2 separate regions of the Homo sapiens genome follow, and region 2 is linked to region 1. Evidence: chromatin loops called from intact Hi-C (ENCODE). Cell type or tissue: dorsolateral prefrontal cortex. All regions are shown on one strand. Links, peaks and the distances in the headings refer to the core of each region. The heading gives the core; the rest is flanking DNA. Region 1 has its middle 330 kb from the start of DAOA. Region 2 has its middle 270 kb from the start of DAOA.

Region 1 (5,389 bases), core at 276-5,275:
AACATAGGAAAGCCAGTCCCTAAAATACAAAACTCACATGAAACATAACCACAATATCATTATACCTAAACATTAGCAATAATTTTTTTCATATCATAAATAATAGTGCTGAAATTTCTTAGCCTTAGTACTTTTATTCAAATAAATATGCAAAGTCCATATATTGTAATTGTTTAGTGTTCCATAACTATATTTTAGGTCCCCCATCCTAGTCTTTTTGTTTTCCATGAATTTTGTATTTTGAAGAATCAGATTGTTTGTCCTGTAGAGTTTTCAGAGTCTGCATTTTACTGATTGAAGCCCTGCCATGTCACTTAACAGTTTCAGCTGTTCCCTATATTTTTTGTAAATTGGTTGATGAAAAATGGCTTGTCTTCTAGTTTATTTTGGTTTTGGTAAAAAAATTCTTCACATGTAATAATGTTGTGTACTCATATTTAAAGAACATAACATCAGTTTCTCTTCCTTCCTTCCTTCCTTCTTTCCTTCCCTCCCTCCCTCCCTCCTTTCTTTCTTTCTCTCTCTCTTTCTCTCCTTCCTTCCTCCTTTCTTTCTTTTCTTTTCCTTCTTTTCTTTCTTTTCTTTCTTTCTCAATCTCACCCTGTCATCCAGGCTGAAGTACAGTGGCACAAATGTAGCTCACTGCAAACTCAACCTCCTGGGCTCAAGCAATATTTCTGCCTCAGCCTCCTGAGTAGCTAAGACTACAGGTGTGTGCCTGGCTTTTTTTTTTTTTTTTCTTCTTCTTCTTCTTCTTTAACGTTTTGTAGAGATGAGGTTTTACTATGTTGCCCAGGTTGGTAAATTCCTTAGCTCAGGCGATCTTCCCACCTCAGCCTTCCAAAATGCTGGATTTACAAGCATGAGCCACTGCATCCTACTCAATATCAGTTTATTTTTATGAGCTCACCAGTCATGGATGAAAACTGACTCCTGGAGAAGGGGTTAAAAAGAGAATGCAAGATGAATGTTTGACTCCTTCCTTTTCTTCTATAAGTTTTCAGAATAATGCCTTTTTTTTTCCCTAAGAGTCCTGATCCTAGGTACCAGTAGTGCTCATTCCTTTTGAGTGGGTCAGTGTTTCTAGTCATTTTCTGTGGGCCGGATGAGGGTATCTTTATTTTTTTTTTAATAAGAGATGCCATTCATCTGATTTTTATTGATAATACAGGTGTTCTCTTAAAATTTTTTCTCTCTTAATTATGTATTTATTTCTCTCATGTCAAAATTCCAGTTCCCAGTAACACAGACATTTGTTTTCATCTAAATACATACACAGTAGTCTCTGTGTGAGAATACCAGACATTGGAAGAGAGTCACTTACTGATCAGGGAGTCCTGAGCAGATCTTACCAAGGAGAGATATAAACTTCTATAGTGTAAGCTTTTGAGCTTACACTATACAATTTTGGGATTGGGAGTTAGTTATCTGTTAAAACAGTTAACAGCTTCTTTAATACATAAAGTATCTAATGCTTTTGCCGTACCCTGCTTAAAAGTTTGTAATATCAATCGGTACTGTGAATAAATTACTTACCATTCTGCATTGCAATGGATATCATGACTTGAATAGCAATAGATACATGTATTGAGATCTGTGTGAAGGGTCAAATACAAGGAAGGATTTTGTAGTACTGGACTAGAAAATATTTTATCCTAAGTGGAAACAGAACATATGGGCATGTAAGCAGCTTGAGCATGTACTTCAATTCCCTGGTAAGAAATCTCCTCTTGAAAATTTGAGTCAGATAGTCTGAAGTGTTCTGCTGGAATGAAATCAATATATGAAATTTAAAATGTTGGAGTAATCTGCACTTAGGTAACCATGCAGTGCAGTGACTTCATGGGTGCCTTCAGATTAGAACAATATAAAATTTGAGGAGCAAAAGTGCAAACATTTGAGAAATGCTCATAGTTAAGTGGTGATTGCTGAGGAGATTTAAAAGAAAGAAATACAAAATTAATCATAGAAGAAAGAAGATAATATAGTGCCAAAAAACCCACAAGAGAAATAGTTTAAGAAGTGAATAATACATTAAATAAGACAGAGAAATCAGCAATACAAGACAACTGAATTTAAAACTTAACAGATTATTTGTGACCTGACCACTGAGTAAAAATACTCAGTAAAGTGGTTGGAATGGAAACAGTATTGTTTCTCAAGGGTACAATAAAAGACAATGACTTGGAGAGGTGACTGCAAAACAGAGTGACAAGATTCTAAGTAGAGCCATAAGACTCACTGTGAAAACAAATGTCCTGCTCTATTTGGTTCTAAAATTCATTATCTGCAAAAGTTCTACAATGCTGAGGGGCCATATTTTGTTTGTATGTTTCAACTCATACTTTACCTCTGCTGCCTCACAATAGCCTGCAAAAATAGCCACTGCCCCACAATACCTTGGAAGTAGGAACTGCGCCTCACGCAGGCCGCCTACAGGACAGGGAAGCAGCTGGAGACCCATGAGATGGCTGAACCAAACAGAATCCAGACCGGGCTTGCTTTGGAAATGTGGGGCAAGAAATACCAATTAAATAAGGCAGTGAGTGGTGGGAACTAAACTAAAATGCCATCTGGTAGGTCATGGATGGAGAGAACCACGGGGCTATCGATAAGCCAAAGCTGCAAGCTGTCAGTGACTCTGTGAAGAAACCGAAAGTCAATGCGTGCAGCGAGAAGAGGGTGATTGAGGAAGTGCTGCAGCATGGCTATGGGCGATAGAAAGACTGCAGCTCTTGACTCAAGCACGGAGGGAGGAGGTGGTTTTGAAACAGCCTCGGATGCTGACAGATTGCCTTCTGTAGCTCTAAGTCCTTAAAATAACCCAACTCGGTGGCTGTGTGTGGTTTTGTTTGTTTTGTTTGACCCAAATAGCTTGGAAGACTCAGACATCTTCTGTAGTCTCGGTTCTAGCAGTGCCAGAGCTAGATGAACCTGGTAGTTTAAATTTTCAAAGGGTTGGTAAACGATGTATGGTAAGCAGGAAAGAAAGGATAATGAGCACAGTAAGAGGAACTAGGGGAAAGGTACTTTGGTGAGGCTGAAACTGCTTCAGTTCCCGCTCTGCCTCTCTCTCTCATGAATCACTATGACCTGAATAGGGAGAAAACGAACGCACATGTTGGAAATCAGGTTGAGCGGATTTCACGTCATTTCCACATAGCACCCTATCCAGTGAGAGGAAATTATCTGCCTCTTTGTGAAAGTGACAGGGATGTGCAGGCACAGTGCAATTCCTTGGGGAAGTGAGGGCAGTGTCTGCATATAGTTATCAAGCAAGAAATTGTTGAGTGTTGCGATTGCAAAGAAAAGAACAGAATTGAGAACACCCGAGTCTTTATCGATCAAGCCCCAGAATAGCAATCATGACAGGGCAGGTTATGAGTTTAGCCAGCTGTGTGAGGTAACAAGGCCTCCTACAGCTCTTCTTTTGGGAGCTTCAGTTGAGTGATAAGTCATCCTCTCTCTAGAGTAAGGCAGTAGCAGGAAACAGCTGTATGCCAATTGTAAATTCTCCCACATTTCAGTGGAGATGTAGTCCAGGTCTTACTTGCCCCTGTGGATTATCTAAGGCAACTAAAATCAATTGATGAAATTTCCTTCCCACTGGGTTAATTTTCTGGAGCTGAAAACAGCCTTCTGAAAACCAGGAATCGATTCTGTGAAGCTCTTATAAATAGGAGAGTTAATAATTTGGTAAAAGTTTCCTCTTCTTATAAAAGATATTTTCTCCTCTCTCTCTGTTTTTTTTTTTTGAGACAGAGTCTTGCTGTGTCACCCAGACTGGAGTGCAGTGGTGCGATCTCGGCTCACTGCCAGCTCTGCCTCCCGGGTTCACGCCATTCTCCTGCCTCAGCCTCCCGAGTAGCTGGGACCACAGGCGCCCGCCACCACGCCCGGCTAAGTTTTTGTATTTTTAGTAGAGACAGGGTTTCACCGTGTTAGCCAGGATGGTCTCTGTCTCCTGACCTCGTGATCCGCCCTCCTCGGCTTCCCAAAGTGCTGGGATTACAGGCATGAGCCACTGCGCCTGGCCCATAAAGGATATTTTCTCTACCTCTAAGAAACTCCATGCCTAAAACATATGAAACATCAAAAAACATCCTGGATGATATCAGAGAGAAAGAGCATCAGCAAGTGTTTGCTGGCATTAGCAGGTACTATGCTAATATATAGGCCATGGTATATGTAAAGCAAAAATAAAAGAAAGAAAAAAAGAAAGCTGATTACACAAGACCAGTATGTCCTGATGATTGCAGTTGTGTTAGGAAATCTTTTAGTTAATTCTAACATCCTTTGTTTTCTTATCTTTAGCATTTGTACTTCTGTTTTGGTGGTCATTGCAGAATTACTTTGGTATTCACTAATCACTATTAATTCATATGCAAGTAGCCATTTAAATATGTTTCCCTTTGGAATGAATATTAGCTACTATGGTTAATAAATAAAAGTAATTTTGGGGAGTTCTCTGGGACTAGGAAATTATGTAGCCTTTTACATAATTAATCTTTAAGTTCCATTGGTTGCAAGTAATGATGATCGTCTTTTGACAATTTATTGTATAGGTGTAACAAGAATTTTAGTTTTGGGAAATTCTACCCCACAAGAGATTCTTTTGAATATTCTTTCTGTAGAGTTCCAAGTAATGAAAAGAAAAACTACTGTTTATTGAACATCCATTCCATAATCTGTCTTTAAATATAGTTGTCTTTCAATGCAAATAATAAGTTTTTCTTATACATGTTTTTCAGATAATATGTAAAATATTTTTCACATTCATTCAAGGTATTTTAAGCACCAAATGACATTACTTATGGACCATTCTATTCTTCTGTTGTGTTTAATCTCAAAATAATAAGATAAGCAACTATAAATTAGTGAATACTTGCCATGACACATAGACTTTGCATATTGTAGCTTATTTAGTAGATAATAAAAATTATTTTGCATATAAAGAAACTGAGACTAGTAGAAGATAAGTAGCTTGATCAAAATCTAAGATCTCTGTCCTGCATATTCTAGTTTTGCCTCTTTGGCTCTCCTTTCTAATCTTTTTCTCCCTGTTCTGTGGCCCAGAAAGCTACCTCTATGGGTCATGTAAACTCAGCTCTTTTGTATTCTGTTTCCTGATTGGCGTCAGCCAATAGACAGCACCAACAGTCATCAGATGGTAGGAAGAGAGAGAGCAGCAAGGGTATTTATTCCTCTGCCTTCTTTCTTAACAATGCACGTTTTGGCTTTGGCTGCGTTCCTTTTAAAAGGCACAACTTCTGCTGGTCAGTCTTCTTCTACAGCTACCGGTTTCTGTGTTGCAATAAATGCTCCCTTTCTTTGCCCTTTCAGACCTGGGGCAGTAATGCCTCCATGCTTATCAACGCTAGGGTTCTTA
Region 2 (5,389 bases), core at 220-5,219, 54 kb before region 1:
TTTCCCTACAAAGTTCTAAATAACTTGAGCCTCAATTTGTATTAGCCTGACCCTTAATTTTGCAGGTAATTGAAGGAGGGTATAAGTGGAAATAAGTACAGTGGCCAAGAGCCCATCCTTTGGGGATTCTGGGAGCACTGCCTGTGAGTTAGACCTGCTCCGAAAGGAGCATCACGACTCAGTGAGAGATTGCTGTCTAACAACACGCACTTGACCTTGAATTCTTTCCCAGGTGAAGCCAGGAACCTCCCTGGGCGAAACCCCAGTTTGGAGGCTCGGTTGTCCTGAATCAGTTATAACTTGGAGAAATGTCTGCAGATGTGCTTCAGGAGTCATGTTCAAGATATTTCAGAAAACATTATTTCCTCAGAGAAGGGATGAATTATTTGCTTTATACTACCAAAAAGAGAACCGTTTGCAACAGTAAAAATGAATGGACTAAATCTACATGGATCATCCCAGATAAAGGTTAGAAACCTGAAGTTGAGAGAAAGTGATTCCCAGAGGACTGCATGCAGAATAAGGCTACTTTTGTAAAGCTTAAAACTAAATAAAACTTACAAATATGTTTCCTAGCAATGCATATGTATGTGATAAAATAATTTACCAAGACAAGAGAAAGCTAAATACAAGACCCAAGATAGTAGTGACTTATGAGTGAGAGGCAGGAGATGGGGTGAGGACGAGGTAGAAAAGTTAGTGCCAATTATTACTACATTCAGTTTCTTTGGTGATGTAACAGATTTAGTTTTTATACGTTATTTTTCTTTATAAAAATACATAACATATTGGGTTTGGTATGTATTAAATATTTTATATTAATAATAAAGAAAAAATTATAGGTGATGCATATAAACACTGGTAAAGGATTTACAAAAAACAAAAATCATACATTAGCAAATTTTTTGACAAGGGGAAGTAATATTTCTAACGTTTTCTTCCATAAAATTATATATAGTTTTGGAATTTCAACTTTTAACAATTTTGCTACTTGCCACTTTTATGTTGAGATGTTCTCAGGTATATTCATGAAATTTGGGATATATGCTCTGTGTCAATGGAAATGGTACCGGAACAGAAATTGGGAAAAATAGGTTCAAGTGGGAACTTTACAATTAACTCTCTCAGTAATTTTGGTCAAGTCTCTGTAACTTCTCTGAATCTCTTTCTCAGTGAAACTAGGAATTTAATGAACTGCTCTCCGAGGTTCCTTCCAACTCTAAAATTTTATGCAAGTGTGACTCTAATTTGTTATAAACACAAATATTAGAATAATGCTGAGGAAATTGGATTGCATTGGTATTATGTTTAATGGCTTCTGAATTATTAGAAATTATGATGAAAATGCTTTTTAAACATTTATTTGGCTTCTTTCCACAAATAAACTTATAAATAAATCTGTTACATAATCTGAAAAATGAGGATAATTAATATACACATGCCAAATATCAAGGCAAGAGAAATTAAATTGTAGTTTCATTATTTTGTGGGCGCAGCAATACGTCGGAGTCAACAATGTACTGAATCAAAAATTTAAAAGTTAATGTACTTGCCTGATGTAGTAATTCACAATTTACATATGAATTGGATTCAGACCCATTTTGTTTGTTTGTTTGTTTTTCCACATACAGGAAAGAAGTATTAACAACTACAAACTGGATGTTTTTCAACAGTTCAAAAACTATTTTTTCTGTGAAAGTTTTTACATATAGCTGAAAACAACAACAAAGAGTTTTGGAAGGGGTACCCTTAAGAGAAATGACAGGAGATCAAACATCAGATTTCTCAATATTTCTGTCTGTATGTCAAGTGAAATATGGGATTCTGCTTGATTTAATTTTTGAGATTCAATGCGATAATTTGTATTCATTAAAATACCAAGAAAGCCTTGAGTATGATTGCTTGCAAGATATGTTAGAAATCACTAAGCAATGTGAAAATATAAGCAGATGAATTACCTATTAAATCTAATAATTTCCCCAGAAACAGATTTTGACAGAGTTCTGACTTTTAAGAGAACCATATTATTACTTTGCCTAGTGTAACTGTCAAATGCATGTACAATTATGAAATAATTCACAATGTTCTTTCAAATGCAGCTTTCCCATTAGCTTATATTTTTAACTTATATAAGTTGGGTTTTTTTTTCCGTAAACGAAGCCAAAATATTTCTCCTGGGAAATACTTCCATTATGTAATTTAATTGTTACATTTACATTGTATTACTGTCTGATAAATAGGCCTTTTCATTGATAAATCAAATTTACAGAGACAAATGTATAGCAATAGTAATAAGAACATTTTAGTGTAACATATTCTCTGCTTAAAGCACTCACAAGATGATATTCTCAACATATATTCTACTGCTTATCTCTTACTTCCACGGCATCTTCATTTGGACCTACTGTGTTTGAAATGTTCCAGTCATTATCCAGAATAGCATTCCTAAAAAGAAATACAATTATTTAATTGGTTAGCTATATAAACGGATCAGTCATTTCAACAATACATATATCCAAGTCGCATTTCTCTAGTCTTCATACCTATAAAGCTGCAGAATGATCTCCCGCCTTGGCCCACTGAAGATGGTCTCTTTCTTCATGTCTTCAAGCAGCAGGTGCCAGTGAATGGATATCTGGTATGAGTAATCCAGTTTTAAAGCACATTTTACTGAAAGGTTTCCTATTTGTTTTAATAAATAATGCCAAAGATATGGTTATCTACTGTGGTATAACAGACCACCCCAACATTTAGTGACTTAAAATAATAATTATTTTTTGTGTCCCCAAATCTGTACTTTGTGTAGGGCTTGGCAGGAATGGCTCATCTCTGTTCCACAAGGCATCGACTGGGGTGGCTTGGCAGGGACCGGCATTTTCATTTCCAAGGCAGCTCCCCGACACGGCTGATTAGTGCTGGCTGGCAGTGTGTTGAGATCTCAACTGCGGCTGTCATTGGGGGCCACTCTGAGGGAGGCCCCTGGATTTTTTACAGTTAAATATGTTTTCTACTACATCACTTCATTTCTTTTTCCAGAAACACTGGCAGCTAAGCTGCATTTTATTTGTTAGTTTCTTCAATAATAAATATTTCACTATTTCTTCTAATCCTTTGTTTCCACTTATTTTATTTCATTCCTCATTTTATCCCTTTTTTCTAAATTCCATTTTATTATACTTAAGGTGCTTTTAATATGGTTATCATACTCCTGATAGTGTTATTTCTTTCTTAGTCTTCTTATATAAGCGCTATACGTTCACATTCCATCTCCTTTGGTTATCTTTCCATTTCTTCACCGAACCTCTTTGCTCTCTTTTTTTATAGCTGGTTCACTCAAAATGTCTTACTTTGCCATTTTTGAAATTTATTTTCATTCTTTTATGTACTGAATAAAATTTAAAAATACTTTATCATGGTGGGAGGTACCCGTGATGTCCAAATAAGTGTTTATATTAATTGTTGGGGTTTTTTTGTTTGTGTGTTTTTTGAAAGGTTAAGAAAATCTCATTCAGAAAGTAAGTTGTTTAAAAATTCTGGACCAAATTTACCACACATCAAGCAGATACTTACCAAGTTGTTTGGTAGACATTAGCAGTATTTACTAATGTCTGCTTCTCCTTGTAAGCAAATGTATATCTATATTTACCCCTGTTACTAGGAAAGAAATCTTGTCTTTGGCAGTGGAAAACCCATGGAGGGTTTACCGGTTTCTCTCTGTACCCTTGTTGCAATGATATGGTAAGCAGAGTTGTGATAAATTGGTTTGGTCAAACAAAATTAGAGGTATCTGGCTTGCGGAGAACAGCTGCTTTGCCATATGGTCTGAGACCCACAGCAGTTCTGTGTACATGGGAAATAAACTTTTATTGTATTATGTCTATGAGAATGTGGGTTTGTTTTTTACTGTATCATGATTAATAGAGATGGGTTAATAATTTTTATACTATTTCTTTTTCCTTTGACCATTAAGAATTCCATGTGACTATGAGAATTTGCAATACAGTGCCACTCTCCTTTGCTTTCATTGATCTACGAAAACATGAAAAGCTATAATCTTTAGAATTAGTACATCCAGAACTTTTCCTGTCTCTATTCCTATCTCTTTAATTGATATTCCAGGCTCTCATGAGTCCTTGCAGTTAATCCTTTTCATGTTTGTTATTTATATTTCTTCAAACTAAAGGCTGTATTCAATGGCAAATCTATGCTTGGTTAAAGACGGAGAAGAGGAATAGAGGTGAGTCTGACTTGGGAGATCCTTTCCATGCTCCCCCTGATTATGGTACCAAAGTTGCAGCACGTCTTTCAACAGCTCCTTTGCATTGATATTTTGGGAAACAATTATTTGTTCTGCCTTCTTCCTGCCCAGTGATATATTTACACAGGTTGGTGATGACTTGCCAATATATTTCTGCTGTAGTTAAATTAATTTATCTCTAACTTTTTTTAATCTTAGTGATTTCCTAAATTTCCTGTTGTGTTACAATTTTGAATATGTGATTTTTATGGGGATAGCAGCTTTATCAACTAAAATATAAGAAAGTTAAATGAAGAGCAGCTAACTACTATCATAAACTAAAAATATTAATATAAGCTATTAAACAAAGGGCAGAAACATCTACTAAAAAGTTTATCCTACATAAGAAGTGCTTAGAGCAAAGATACAATTATAAATAAGAAGGTACTTAAGACTGTGAGTACTTTTTAAATAACTCAAAAGCTGACACAGTTGAGCAACTCATTTGTATATTTGAGAGCATCTGATAAATTAAAAAGTATCATTATATGTTAAATATGTAGATGGCTGGAAATATATATGTGTATATATATATATAGGTATATAAAGTATGCAAATATCAGCATGATATATTTCCTAAGCAAAAACTAAAACTTCATTAAGATTTTCAGGAAAATGTTACTGAGTATCTTCCATATTCCCTTTTCACTAAAACATAAGATATTTTCCATTATATAATACCAAGTGCATATCTTAAATATTATACATCTCAACTGCATTAATCTAATTTCACATGGCTATACAGAAATACACGAGACTGGGTAATTTATGAAAGAGAGCTTTGATTGACTCACAGTTCTGCAGTGCTGGAGAGGCCTCGGGAAACTTAGAATCATAACAGAAGAAAAGCAGGAGAGATGGAGTGCAAGCAAGAGAAAGGCCAGATGCTTATAAAACTATCAGATCTCCTGAGACTCACTCCCTGTCATGAGAACAGCATGGGGGAAAAGTCCTCCATAATCCAATCACCTCCCATCAGGCTTCTCCCTTGACACATGGTGATTACAATTCAAAATGAGATTGTGTGGGGACACAGAGCCATACCATACCACCAACTCACATTCTACAGCTTTCAATTTTCTGACAATTAAA

What was found. A loop is a pair of places that touch in the nucleus more often than their neighbours do. Peaks named below come from ENCODE experiments on the same cell type or tissue, not always from the same donor. Only the 100,000 strongest peaks of a DNase experiment are listed, where the experiment ranks them.
Region 2: a loop joins it to region 1, with 2.3 times the contacts of the local background. A loop is called at or near these places in 3 of 110 quality-filtered maps.

The regions. Positions count from the first base shown.
Region 1 is chr13:105,137,261-105,142,649 of GRCh38, reverse strand. No RefSeq gene overlaps it. Among named protein-coding and RNA genes, the nearest start is that of DAOA, 330 kb to the left of the region's middle. RefSeq lists enhancers at 2,390-2,799, 2,850-3,059. In dorsolateral prefrontal cortex, for the core only: a CTCF peak has its summit at 2,436; DNase peaks (open chromatin) are centred at 2,479 and 2,719; H3K4me3 peaks cover 1,539 bases; H3K27ac peaks cover 2,122 bases.
Region 2 is chr13:105,190,718-105,196,106 of GRCh38, reverse strand. No RefSeq gene overlaps it. Among named protein-coding and RNA genes, the nearest start is that of DAOA, 270 kb to the left of the region's middle. In dorsolateral prefrontal cortex, for the core only: no CTCF peak of the experiment used is centred there; a DNase peak (open chromatin) is centred at 2,886.